Regions from separate parts of the Mus musculus genome. Here region 2 is linked to region 1. The links are chromatin contacts, found by POLR2A ChIA-PET in ENCODE. All regions are on one chromosome and are shown on one strand. Each heading gives the region's core, a stretch centred on a gene start or an enhancer-like site at or near the end of the contact. The rest is flanking DNA. Distances are from core to core; before and after follow the strand shown. Region 1 holds the start of Rp2 (retinitis pigmentosa 2 homolog). Region 2 holds the start of Rbm10 (RNA binding motif protein 10).

Region 1 (2,889 bases), core at 23-2,522:
CGTTCTTATTTTGTTTGAGAAACTATAATAATTGATGTCTATTAAGTGTTTTACAAAGCAACTACACTAAGAAGAAAAGAAGAACTTTGTAGAAAGAGGAACCATTGTGAAATGTATGCCTAAGTAAGTGTGTTTTGTGCAAGATTAGGAGACTTTTTCAAACCTTTTGAGATATATATATATATATATATATATATATATATATATATATATATATATATATATATATATATATATATATATATATATATATACACACACACATATGTATATATGTGTGTGTGTATGTGTGTGTGTACATATATATATATATGGCATTTTCGTTCATATAAAGCTGCAATAATAAACTACTTCCTGGTTTGTGTTGGGTACTTTCACCTTACACAATACACTCCAAGACTGCCTCAATTTTCATTATTCTTTTCTGATAAATGGAAGACGAGAATAAAGGTAGACATGAAACAGTCCATTTAATAACTGAGTAACACCAAGAGGCACCAAAAGCGATTTTCAGAGGAGAGCAGACAAAAGAGTAACAGCTTGGGAATACAAACCGCAGAAAAGATGAGAACCAGTCTTGCGTGTGTAATTCGACCACTGGACCAAACCCCTTTGGCCAACGCTGGTGAAATGAGCTGATTGGAGATTCAGCACCTTCCTGGCTCTTTCCCTCCCTGGAGTCCTTTCTAGAATCCGGAGTCGGGGTGCAGAGCCTACAGAGAGGCCCTGGGAGTCTAGTTAGGCTGACCACTAACTCTATGCCTCCTTTGGGCCCTTCACATCCCGCCCCCAAAGTCGTGCGACTTCAGCTGCCTGTGCGCGCCAGTGAAAGCCAGTTGTGGGCCACCCGCCAAACTGCCCGCTTTCATCTGCTGCAAAGGGCAGCCGAGGAGGGCCCAAAGCAAGGGATCCCCAAAACATCACCTTCTCCCGCTGGTCCCAGCTGTACAGCTTGGGCTGCTCCTCCTCTCCCTCAGCCTTTTCACTCTTCCTCCTCTTAGTGAAGCAGCAGCCCATGGTGCGGCCTAAGGGTCTTGGTAGTGGACCCCACTCGCTCAGACACCTTTCAGAGGGTGGCGGGAAGCCAGGGTGACTCGGCCAACAGCTCCCCGGACACCGCCCAGGGGAGCAGCCCCGCCGCCAGGAACCCTCAGCACTCCCGCCAGGCCCAACACCCTTCTCCGCCCAACCCCCTAGGTCTCCGTGACGACCTATGGCAACCAATAAGCGGGCAGCAGCCTCTGAGCCAATCAATGCCTCGCAAGCTGCTCTGCTCCTATGAGCTCAGGCCAAAGTATTCATTCACCAATCCTACGTCAGCGGGGGGCTGGCCAGCTCAGGTGCTCTCACCGAGGGCCCCGTCCCCAGGTCGGTCCTACTCCACCCCCAGCTTCTCCCCTCTAGTGAACTAGGCTGGGCTAGCTGGCTGCTGTTTGATTGGGCTGAGTACCTTTTCCTGACCCGGTGCTCAAATTTCGAAAGTTTCCAAAATTTAAGCTCTGGAGGGGATGCCATACAGAGTAGTGGACTTGTTTTATGACAAAAATTGCTAGGGAAAAAAATCTTGCTGATTTTGTAAAACAAATTTGTGTCCTTCACTCCTCCCTTTCAGTACCTTTCTAGGGAACCCACAAGCTTCTGGTCGAACTGTTCATGTCTGGTGTCTGTAGAGGTCAGGAGAGGGCTCAAATCTCCTGGTTACTAATAGTTGTAAGCCATCAAGCAAGTGCTAGGGAGCGAACCTGGATCCTCTGCAAGAGGAGCAAATGATCTTAAACACTGAGCCATCTCTCCAATCCTTTGAGGGATGTCTAAAAGCTTCCACTTATCTCTCCAAAATTGGACAAGTATTTAGGATAAAAACCTAGTATTGTCTCCTTACTAGAACAGTGAATCTGGGAGCAAAAGGATATTACAAAAAGGCATGTACCTTTGAATCTCTCAGCTTATGCATCCAATGACAGAAGCACATATAACCTTTTTCCAATCTCTTCCAAAAGACAGTAGTCCAACTATAGAGGGTAAGAGAGGCATGTTGACTCACCACAAAGGAGCTTTAGGAACTCAAGCAGTGCAAAGTCTAATAGAGGATATAAACCCTATCATATAAACAACCTGATCTGTTCAAAGCAAATGGTACAAAGTTCGCGTGAAAACATAAAAATATACACAATCATTAACATTTGTTGTATTTGGGTGGACTTTGAGTACAATGCCCATGTATTGCTTTCATAATAAGTTGATTTCTCTGAGATACAGTATTAAAACATCATGATAAGACATCAAATGCAGACTAGCACTTTCAAATTTGTTTATCTTTTTACTTGACCATACCTATCACATTTAATGTAGATTCTAAAAGAGCCTCTGACTCAATTTGGGCATTAAGATTGTTCCTCCTTTCACTTCCTGCCCTTTTTGTACAACCAGGAAGAAGGGTACAGTGCTTAAGAATTATAAATGACCTGAAAGTTAAGCTCCAGGTCTTGGACAATAAAAGCTGTGCATTACTGCCTTTTTCTTCAGTCAGATCAAAGTTCTATGTGAGGATAGTTTTGTATTAGAGCCCTGCTGCTAATTTATATTCATAGAATAGCAAAAGTTTGATCACTGCAGAGTGCAGAATAAGAAGCTGAAATCCAGGGATGAATCTGTGGTCACAATGAATGGAATTGAGCAAGAACTAGAAAAATTCAGATCCTCTGTCCCTCATGGATCATGTTCTTCATAAAGACACAACTCAATAAAACTAATTTTAGAGAAAGAATTTCTAAAACTCATTGCTTTGAGCACACCCTTTTAAAATTATTTGTTTATTTTATGTATGTGTGTACACTGTCACTCTCTTCAGACACAGCAGAAAAGGGCATCAGAGCCCATTACAGATGG
Region 2 (2,943 bases), core at 127-2,626, 250 kb before region 1:
AATCACAGGCAGGAACCCCAGTGGATGAGAACCTGACACAAAATGCTCAATGGCAAAAGAATGAGTCTAATTTTGTTGCATACACAGCACAGAAAAGAAACAAAGTTACAGACAAGCCCCCAAAATAGCCAAGGGCCAGGATCACAGGATACCTATAAGAGACACAATTAAACGGATTTCCCTTTGAATATATAGACCTCACTGTTACAGATACAACTCCCAAAAGAAGAAACGCCGGATATATATATTCTCTGCACCCCCTCCCCAAACTAACTAAGTTGGGGTCGATCAGTAACAAGCCTGCTTCCTGATAAGGATCAGAGGTCAGATACAGACCCCAAGGATAAAAACCATATTCACTTTCTTTCTCCGCGCTTGTCACCCTCATTCCCACCACATAAATGAATAGAGGCCGCAGCCAGAGTATTTCCCCGTGGATAGTTAAGTAACAAGGGCAGTCAGCACAACCCTCCTCTAAGAACACCCCCCGCAAAGTCGCAAACACGCGCGTTTCAAAAGATAAAAAGTTCGGTGGGCAAATACAGTAAGTCACAGTACCCCACTCCCATCTGTCTCTCCCTTCCCCCAACCCGCGTGCACCCATCCCGCGTCCCAATCGCGCACGCGCTTTTGCTTTCATAAGAAAAAAGCTGGGGTGGGGGACCATACCCCCTCTTCAGGTGCAGGCTGTGCAGGCATCCCTCAGCTCTGTGCGAACTCCGAGGGTACAGTCCGTCCCCGCGCCTCTTCTATGCACACCGGCCCTCTCCCCCTCCCACGCGCCCAGCTCCTTTACCTCCGATCCCACGACCCGCAACGGCGCTCACCTTCTCGGCCCGGGCTGTCAAGGGAGGGCTCCCAGGCATCACCTCCGCCCGCCACCACCTCCTTCAGAACTGTTAGTTCAAATGGGAGCCAATGCATGCAACTACCAAGTCCAAGACTGGGAGCAAAAAGGAGGAAAGGGGGAGGGGAGACGCGACCGACGCGTTGCCCTCCCAAGGAAACTCGGTGCCACCTCCTCCTAGCCGGCCACAGTCACCAACACAAAATGGCGACGAGAAGAGAGCCGGCGATCCGACCACCATCCACCTACTAAGGGAGCGCGCTCTGGCCGGCCTTGACGATTGGTTGCCGGTCACCATTGGCTGGCCCTGGCATTCTCTGATTGGCAAGCATATGCTACCTCCCCATTCCCTGTGAGAACGGCCCAGGAGTCCAGAAAAAAGAGTAGCTATTGGCTACCCCTAAGAGGCCCGCTCTTTAGAAGCTTGCTGTCCTTTGAAGTTGAAAGACAACTAGAAGCTCCACCTCTTTCCCTACAGGGCCATCTAGATGTCACCGCTTTCTTCTTACGAAGAAAATGAACAGACCTCTCAAAAACAACTCTCTCCCAGACTAACAGAAATGATAACGTTGATTCGGTAGCGACACGGCGTGGGAGGCAAAATAGAGTCCGCACCTCGCCGAACTCGTAAACAAACTTAGGCCGGGGATCTATTTAGCAAGGTAAGGGCGGAGCGACAAAAATCGCGCTGGGATCAACCGCAGCTGCGCACATTGTATTTCCGTCTCCCTCCCCCCCCCCGCCCCCCAGGACTCCGCAGTACAAGCTGTCATGGCGGCCCGACTGTTAAGCTTGTATGGTCGCTGCCTGTCAGCAGCGGGGGCGATGAGAGGGCTCCCGGCTGCTCGCGTTCGCTGGGAGTCCTCCAGGGCTGTAATCGCCCCATCCGGTGTGGAGAAAAAGCGGCAACGAGAACCGACCATGCAGTGGCAGGAGGACCCAGAACCCGAGGACGAAAACGTCTACGCGAAGGTGAGAGGGAGGGGGGAAAACGGGACGCTGTAGGGGCCAATCTGGACCAGGGAAACCAGTGTCAAAGCGGACATTCTCCGGCCCGAGATTTGAGCAGTGGACAAAATCTTCGAATATTCAGAAATTTTGCCTAGCTTGTTTTTCTCTTTCGTTGCCTTATTTGCAGTCAGAAATCACACTGAAAGAGGGCAGCACCCAAAGCATGTTAGAAACTTTATAATTAGGGTAATACTAAACTCTAAGGTAACACGTGCATAATGCCAGGCTGTGCTAGACACTTTGTATCTATTTACTCATCTCAATTCTAAAGTAGCGTGATTTTGAAGTAGGCACTATAACTGTTACTGAAGTAGGCACTGTAACTGTTACAGTGACATAGATGAGGATACTAAAACACAAGTTGCTAGCCCAAGATCACAGCTTGAGTAGGTCATGGAGCTGATTATTTGCATTCAGGACTGAATTCCTGTGCTTTATGGAGAGCAGAGATTCTGGAGTCAGACATCTTGGGTTGAAAATTATTCACTTGTATGACCTTGGACAAGTAATTTAATCTCTTGGTGCCTCGGTTTCTTTGTAAAGTGAGAAAAGTACTAGGAAAGCTAAGAAAAACACACCTGCTTCATATGAGTCAGAATGGTCACTGCAGCTCTTACCACTTACTTCAGAAGTACTCCAAATTAGAAGGTGTTTATTATTGCCATTTCCACTCTACTGAGGATATTGTGAGGTTTGTGTTTTTGAAAAGGCCTAGTATATTCAACATTAACATCTGATTGAAGATCTTAAATTATTATAGGGTCCTATAGAATAAGTGGACCCATAGGAAATTGCCAATATCCAAACATTTTTTTAATCTTTATAAATAGCACTTTCCAAGGATGAAACTTAACAGACAGGGTGAGCACTCCCAAACAAGTACGTGAGGCCAATTATTCATTTGGAAAGAAAGTCAAAATCTTGGATGGGGAGATGGTGATGAATTCAGTGGTGATTAGATTTGGAAGAAGAGCTTTCTAGGCCTCGAGAGCAGCAAATGTCACAGCCCTGTGGTGGGAAGGAATTTCACGTATCCTAAAAGTAGAGAAAGGATTTTAATCAGGGATAAGAGATTGGTTAGAGAT

Evidence for each region. ChIA-PET counts read pairs that join two places held with the same protein, here RNA polymerase II (POLR2A).
Region 2: POLR2A ChIA-PET joins it to region 1 with 10 read pairs in embryonic stem cell. The contact joins the promoter of Rbm10 here to the promoter of Rp2 in region 1. POLR2A ChIA-PET finds 5 or more read pairs at or near these places in 4 of 5 experiments (Patski and embryonic stem cell).

What each region holds. Positions count from the first base shown.
Region 1 is chrX:20,362,864-20,365,752 of GRCm38, reverse strand. It overlaps Rp2 (retinitis pigmentosa 2 homolog), which reads right to left and starts at 1,272. Exons shown (of 5, transcript NM_133669.5): 1 at 925-1,272. The coding sequence starts at 1,017.
Region 2 is chrX:20,615,936-20,618,878 of GRCm38, reverse strand. It overlaps Rbm10 (RNA binding motif protein 10), which reads right to left and starts at 1,376. Exons shown (of 24, transcript NM_145627.3): 1 at 828-1,376. It overlaps Ndufb11 (NADH:ubiquinone oxidoreductase subunit B11), which reads left to right and starts at 1,260. Exons shown (of 3, transcript NM_019435.5): 1 at 1,260-1,819. The coding sequence starts at 1,619.